2 separate regions of the Homo sapiens genome follow, and region 2 is linked to region 1. Evidence: chromatin contacts called from ENCODE Hi-C or POLR2A ChIA-PET data. All regions are on one chromosome and are shown on one strand. Each heading gives the region's core, a stretch centred on a gene start or an enhancer-like site at or near the end of the contact. The rest is flanking DNA. Distances are from core to core; before and after follow the strand shown.

Region 1 (3,560 bases), core at 155-2,654:
TCTAATTACCTCATCATCCCTTAATTTATTTATGAAAAAGGCTGAGGTTAAAGAAAAGAAAGAAGAAACTCTCTTTGGCCCTTTGGGGACCTTCTGTAAAAGCTTTCCCTTCTGTTTCTCCCTCTTTATGCACAAGAAAACCTCCCTTTTTTGTCTCTGGGAAGTTAGAATAGTTCTTGTTTACAAATTTAACTAAATTAAACTTCCCTCCCAGGGCTGGGTGGAGGCCAGCCCTGTGGGTTAAGCCTGGCCTGTCGACTGTGGGTTAAGCCTGGCCTGTCGACTCCCGCTGGAATAATCAATCTATCAAAACAACCCATTGATCCTGAGGCAAACCGCTTTCAAAACCACCACATAGTTCCTGGACGTCCTGGCTTCCTCATGACACTTGGGGAAGAGGAGTCTTTTGAAATTTTAAATTTTATTATTACACAAGTAATACATGGATACATTCGTCTTGTAAAAATTTAACTTCAAAATTCTGTGGAATAAAATGTGAAAGGCCTTTTCTTTGCATCCCATCCCACAGTTAAGAGCTTCTGATGTATTTTTCTGTTTAGGCCTTTAAACTGCACGTTCATACACGTACACCTATATAAATGTACATTTAATTTTAAAAATAACATAAATGGTATCACTACGTAGGTGCCCTTCTGCTAGTTGTTTTCCCATTTAACATGTCCTGGGTAGCCAGTCAGACCACAGATCTACGTTTTAACGGCTGTAATCATATTTCAAAAACAGGATAGAGGCATTATTCATTTATCCATTTTCCTACTGATGGGTGTTAATATAGATTTCAATTTTTTGGTATTACAAACTATGTTGCAAGCAGCAGTTCTCTGGGAATTATCCATTCAAGTATGCACTTATTTTGGGCTCCCCATGTGCTCTACTCGGGGTTCGGAGTAAACAAAACCGACCTAAAAATAATTTTGAATGATAGAAAGGGGGCATTTTCTTTATCCAAGGGGGTGAGGCAGGCTGAAGATGGGTCTCTACTCCCTCCAAGACCATGGAGGGCGTCGGGGTGTCACCCCAGCTGTGAAAAAGGGACCCAGGACCCGCAGATGCTGGCGAGGAACAGGGGTGCGGAGCATGAGTCGGCTTTGCACCACGCCCTGGGGTCTCCAGCACTGAAGCGTTCAGTACCATGCAGAGCAGCTGGGAGCGGGTCCCGCTGGGCGGGGCCGAGCTGCGCGCGACCCTCGGCGCGCTCGGGGAGGCCCAGACAGGGGTGGCCTCTCTGGCCTCCGCTCCCGCGGGCTCTATGACACCGCACTGGCTCGCGGGACGGGGCGGGGTCGGGTGAGGGGGAGGAGACAGCCCCACGCTTTGCGACTCGCGGTGACCCCTACGCGGAACTCTCTCGCGGTAATTCGAAGTACCGCGCCTGCGTGCTGCAGTAGCGCCTGGTGGCGGTGGCAGTTTGCCCGCGGGTGTGTGAAGGGAGACAGTGTGGAGGCCACAGGGTACTCGCCACGATGAGCAGCACCTTAGCTAAGATCGCGGAGATAGAAGCAGAGGTAATGGACGCAGCTGGCGGTTCACTCTTAGTCTGAGCATTCCTTCTTTGGTGGCGTCGCTCCTTCCTGTTCTCCTTTGAGCCGCGTCAGGACCGGGCCTAGATTCCGCGACTTCTCTCAGCGAGGCCCGTGTTCCGACTGCCCTCTGCCACGATTAGGAGTCCCCGACTCTCCTCAGTCAGGGCCCCCTTTCCCCTCGTCCCGCGTCTACGCTCTCGGACTCCCCTTTGCCCGGGCCCGCGTTCCGCACCCCTGCACCTTAGGCCCTTAGTCCGTTCCCCCTCCCAGTGTTTGGCTCCTGTTCTGATGTTGTTTCTTTCCGTTTTGCTCTGAGAAACACTGAATCCTGTCCCTTATTCCATCTCTGACTTGGTCAGATAGTTCAGGATCTTTCCTCATCATCCTTCGCTGCGTCCCCCTTATTCCCCCTTTTCCCAGTGTCTACCCTAATGACCCCCTGATTCAGAGTATTTGCTCCCGGTAATCGGATCTGGAAGTAAAATGACATCTGTGTGGGAGCAGTTTATTCCGCCTGGATAGTGTGTGATTCCATTGCGTGCGGCCCTGAGAGCGCTTTACAATTAGGAAAGTGGTGTCCCAGTGTTAGATGGATCCAAACAGCTGCAAATAGTAGAAAAGGAACCCGCAGACGGGTTTCAGTCTAGTCTGGGGGCACTAATTGGAATGACCTTAATCGTCTTTCCTCTTTGGGCTTTGCTTTGCTTTGTAGTGAGGGAAATGAGCTGGATGGAGGAGATAATGGACTTTTACTCTTTTAAAGCCTGTAAACTGGGTGTGCTAACATTAGTAGGACTTGGGGAAAAAAATTATCCTCTCAAAGCTGGGGGAAGCGTTCACTGCTTCTAATTTATGGCTGTGATTCCTCCCTTTTAGATGGCTCGGACTCAAAAGAACAAGGCCACAGCACACCACTTAGGGCTGCTTAAGGCTCGTCTTGCTAAGCTTCGTCGAGAACTCATTACTCCAAAGGGTGGTGGTGGTGGAGGTCCAGGAGAAGGTTTGTGTTCTTCTTCAATATATATATTTTTAGGTATAATTTTTGTCAAAATAGTACATACATGTGGTTTAAAAATAACTAAAGATGGCCCAGTGCAGTGGCTCAACGCCTGCAATCCTAGCATGCTGGGAGGCTGAGATAGGAGGATCACTTGAGGCCAGGAGTTCAAGACCAGCCTGATCAACATAGACCCCCATCTCAAAAAAAAAAAAAAGTTTTTTAAAAACAGAAAAATAACTAAAGATGTTCTACTAAAGTAGATTTATATTTTCTAAGCATGAATTCTTGAACTGTGTTTATTTTTATTCTGCCGGTTTCAGAGGCAAATGAATATTGTCTAAGTGTACTGTAGTTTTATTTATATCCTGCACTGATACAAAATAGATTTACATGCGCTGGGTGCAGTGGCTCACCCTTGTAATTCCAGCACTTTGGGAGGCTGAGGCGGGAGGATTGCTTGAGGCCAGGAGTTCGGAACCAGCAAAGCCCTGTCTCTATGGGCTTAGAAATGAGGGGTCCCCATAGGTATGAAAGAAGATGTACCAAAAAAAAAAAAAGGCTGGGTGCGGTGGCTCACGCCTGTAATCCTAGCACTTTGGGAGGCCAAGGCGTGGATCACGAGATCAGGAGTTCAAGACCAGCTTGGCCAGCATGGTGAAACCCCATCTCTACTAAAAATACAAAAATTAGCTGGGCATGGTGGCGCATGCCTGTAATCCCAGCTATTTGAGAGGCTGAGGCAGGAGAATTGCTTGAATCGGGACCCAGGAGGCAGAGGTAGCAGTGAGTGAGATTGTACCACTGCACTCCAGCCTGGGCTACAGAGCTAGACTCTGTCTCAAAAAAAAAAAAAAAAAAAAAAAGTATCCTAGCATGGTGGTGCATGTTTGTGGTCTCAGCTACTTGGGAGGCTGAGTTGGGAGGACTGCTTGAACCCAGGAGGTTGAGGCTGCAGTGAGTTGTGATGGCACCACTGCACTCCATCCTGGGTGATAGAGCGAGATCTCATCTTAAGA
Region 2 (3,755 bases), core at 476-2,975, 240 kb after region 1:
GCACTACTTCTAAGGGGATGCCCTGTGCCAGGGAACAGAAGGTAGCTGCGGAACAGGGGTAAAAGGTGTCCTCAGCTAATTCTCATTTCCTGGCTCTTGGCTAATTCTCATTCCCTGGGGGCTGGCAGAAGCCCCTCAAGGAAGATGGCTGGGGTCTTAACGGCTAGTACAAGAAACCACAGGCAGGCATCAGCCTCCCCAACGTCTGGGCAGAGAGGCCAGGCAAGCACAAAGTGCCTTCAGGCTATTTCTCTACACACCAGATTCTCCTATCCCTGCCCAACTCCCCACTCATCTTTGAGAATCGTTTTTGGCAGTCCCACTAGCCTGCAAGATGTCCCGGATACCCCTGGCACATTCAGAGCCCCACCAGCAGCTCCCCAAGGGCCCTGCCCAGGCACTCAGGAAGGGCAGACTGGGGTGGAATTCAGAAAAAGTGCTTTAGGCCAGACGTGGTGACTTAGTGTCTGTAATCCCAGCACTTTGGGAGGTCAAGGTGGGCAGATCACCTGAGGTGAGAAGTTCAACACCAGCCTGGCCAACATGGTGAAACCCCATCTTTACTAAACATACAAAAATTAGCCAGGTGTGGTGGTGCACGCCTGTAATCCCAGCTACTCGGGAGGCTGAGGTGGGAGAATCGCTTGAACCTAGGAAGCAGAGGTTGCAGTGAGCTGAGATTGCCACTGCATTCAGCCTGGGTGACAGAGCAAGACTCCATCTCAAAAAAAAAAAAAAAAAAAAATAGAAAAAGAAAAAGAAAAAGTGCTTTTAGGCCTGGCACGGTGACTCATGCCTGTAATCCCAACACTTTGGGAGGCTGAGGTGGGCGGATCACCTGAGGTCAAGAGTTCAAGACCAGCCTGGCCAACATGGTGAAACCCTGTCTCTACTAAAAATACAAAATTACTCAGGTGTGGTGGCACGCACGTGTAATCCCAGCTACTCAGGAGGCTGAGGCATGAGAATCGCTTGAACCTGGGAGGTGGAGGTTGCAATGAATTGAGATCGTGCCATTGCACTCCAGTCTGGGCAACAAGAGTAAAACTCCGTCTCAAAAAACAAAACAAAACAAAACAAAACTGCTTTTAGGTAGAGCCTCCTGGCAGACAGCTTCATGCAGGGCTGCAGGTATCTTGAGTCGGCCATCCCTCGATTCCTTCCAGCCCAGAAGTTTAGCCTTGTGTTTAAGTTCCATGTCTTTTTTTTGGAGACAGAGTCTGACTCTATCCCCCAGGCTGGAGTGCAGTGGAATGATCTTGGCTCACCACAACCTCTGCCTCCCGGGTTCAAGCAATTCTCATGCCTCAGCCTCCCAAGTAGCTGGGACTACAGGTACCTGCCACCACACTGGGCTAATTTTTGTATTTTTAGTAGAGATGGGGTTTCACCATGTTGGCCAGGCTCATCTCAAACTCCTGACCTCAGGTGATCTGCCTGCCTCCCAAAGTGCTGGGATTACGGGCGTCAGCCACCATGCCCCGCTGAGTTCCACATATTCTTGAGACACGGTCCCTCCGCTTGTCCACACACTGACCGCTCAAAGCCATTGGAGGTAGCTCCCAGGTGGGTCCTGGGCCACCTGGGGGCATGGCTGTATGAGCCACCGTTCCGCCCTCTGCGATCTCCTCCTGCCCTAGAGTGAGCCCACAATTCTCTGAGGTCAGAGCTGGCCCCTGCCAGCCAGTTCCAGTGGCATAAGAACACTACAGGAGTTCAGGTGGCACTGGGGCAGGCAGGAGGCTCTGCTTCCCTGCCAACTTGACTATTTGCCCATTTCCACACTCACACCTATTAGGTAAGAAGTAAAATAGTACTAAAGCTCCACTCCCTGCCAGCATGGGGCCAGGTATTTACATACACATCACTCTTATTTAACAACTTTATGAGGGCATGAATGGCCCTATTTATAGATGAGAATAATAAAGCTACAGCATGTACATCGCTCACCAACATGGAGAACACGTCCGATACTGCCCACTACCAGGTACACCGCGGCGCCAGGACGCGTGCTGAGCACAGGCCCATGGGGCTCCAGGAAGGGGACAGGGAGAGAAGGAGGACACAGGCCACTTCACAGGGTTCTGCCTTATGCTTAGGCTGAATGGTGGTAGACCAGACAGGCTGATCTGTCTTTATTCCTTTTGATGAATTGGAATACTGTACTATACATTTTTTTTTTATTCTAAACGGAGGCTAGAAACAAGGAAGCAGCGCTCAGACAGGAGTGAGCATACCTGCAAGCCCAGCTGAGTAAGGCCTTTCCTGCACTGCTGCTCCCCAAACACCTCAGCCCTTGCCACAAGCCCCCAGGGCCATGCCTCAAAACAATAAAACCACCTTCCGGGTTCAAGCGATTCTCCTGCCTCAGCCTCCCAAGTAGCTGGGATTACAGGCACCCGCCACCACGCCCAGCTAATTTCTGGGTTTTGTTTTTTTTTGTTTTTGAGATGGAGTCTCACTCTCTCTCCCAGTCTGGAGTGCAGTGGCACGATCTCGGCTCACTGCAAGCTCTGCCTCCCAGGTTCACACCATTCTCCTGCCTCAGCCTCCCAAGTAGCTGGGACTACAGGCGCCCGCCACCACGCCCGGCTAATTTTTTGTATTTTTTTTAGTAGAGACGGGGTTTCAACGTGTTAGCCAGGATGGTCTCGATCTCCTGACCTTGTGATCTGCCCACCTCAGCCTCCCAAAGTGCTGGGATTACAGGCATGAGCCACCACGCCCAGCCTAATTTTTGTATTTTTAGTAGAGACGGGGTTTCACCATGTTGGCCAGGCTGGTCTTGAACTCCTGACCTCGTGATCCACCCATCTCGGTCTCCCAAAGTGCTGGGATTACAGGTGTGAGCCACCGCGCCCAACCTTTTCCCTTTTTTTAAAAAGATTACATATTCGTTGGGCGCAGTAGCTCACGCCTATAATTTCAACACTTTGGGAGGCCAAGGCAGCTATATCACTTGAGCCCAGGAGGTTGAGACCTGCCTGGGCAACACGGCAAAACTCTACAAAAAAAAATAATAATAAATAAATTAAAAAAAAAAAAAAAAAAAAAATATATATATATATATATATATATATATATATATATATATATAGAAAAATTAGCCGGGCATGGTGGTGCACGCCAGTAATTCCAGCTACTCAGCAGGCTGAGGTGGGAGGATCGCTTGAGCCTGGGAGGTTGAGGCTGCAGTAAGCTGTGATCACACCGCTACACTCCAGCCTGGGCAACAGAGCAAGACTCTCTCAAAAAAGAAAAAGTTGTGTTTTTTGTTTGTTTTTGTTTTTTTTTAAAAGAGGTTACATATTTACCATTAAAAATCTCTCACTGGCCCTAAACTGGCAACAGTCATCTAACCCTGGTCTCACGCCACTCTGAACCGGACCCTCCTCTGTACTTCCTCCTGCACCAGCTCGCGGCAGCCACAGGGCTGTTCTGTTCAGACCTGAGAGACCCATTCAGGCACTCACGCTGGGACGTGCATGTCACTTTACTCCAGTGACTGAGGACCTGAGAACTCCTTCGTCCTCCATTTTCCAGAGCAAAGAAGAAACAGTGAAAGCTACAGAAAAGCATCTCTGCTTTTGTGAAAGCACAATTCTCTTCCCATGCTGACTCAGTCTGGGGAAGAGGTCAACTTTTGGATCCACTCTTCTGAAGAAGCAAGTGTCCCGCTCCCCTCACCCGGCACTGGCTATCTTGAATCAGTGAAGAGGAAAGCTCTTCACTCCCTAATGTCACGTCCTACACAT

Evidence for each region. A loop is a pair of places that touch in the nucleus more often than their neighbours do. ChIA-PET counts read pairs that join two places held with the same protein, here RNA polymerase II (POLR2A). Pooled maps may share reads with other maps.
Region 2: a map of naive thymus-derived CD4-positive, alpha-beta T cell shows a loop between it and region 1 (13-fold over the local background). The contact joins the enhancer-like site here to the promoter of DRG1 in region 1. A Hi-C loop is called at or near these places in 7 of 168 maps with a recorded cell type or tissue (B cell, CD4-positive, alpha-beta memory T cell, CD8-positive, alpha-beta T cell and 2 more), 17 of 37 single-sample maps with no recorded cell type and 19 of 50 pooled maps. POLR2A ChIA-PET finds 5 or more read pairs at or near these places in 10 of 52 experiments (AG04450, B cell, CD4-positive, alpha-beta memory T cell and 7 more).

Annotation. Positions count from the first base shown.
Region 1 is chr22:31,398,200-31,401,759 of GRCh38, forward strand. DRG1 (developmentally regulated GTP binding protein 1) reads left to right here and starts at 1,405. Exons shown (of 9, transcript NM_004147.4): 1 at 1,405-1,526; 2 at 2,421-2,544. The coding sequence starts at 1,485. RefSeq lists a silencer at 1,065-1,344 and enhancers at 1,432-2,337, 1,465-1,514.
Region 2 is chr22:31,634,111-31,637,865 of GRCh38, forward strand. All of the region lies in intron 3 of PISD (phosphatidylserine decarboxylase), which reads right to left. Among named protein-coding and RNA genes, the nearest start is that of MIR7109, 14 kb to the left of the region's middle. RefSeq lists a silencer at 1-44. Within about 2 kb of position 1,726, at least 8 of the 41 ENCODE cell types and tissues checked have a DNase peak (open chromatin) inside an H3K27ac peak, as active enhancers do; they include dorsolateral prefrontal cortex, where a contact is called at or near this core.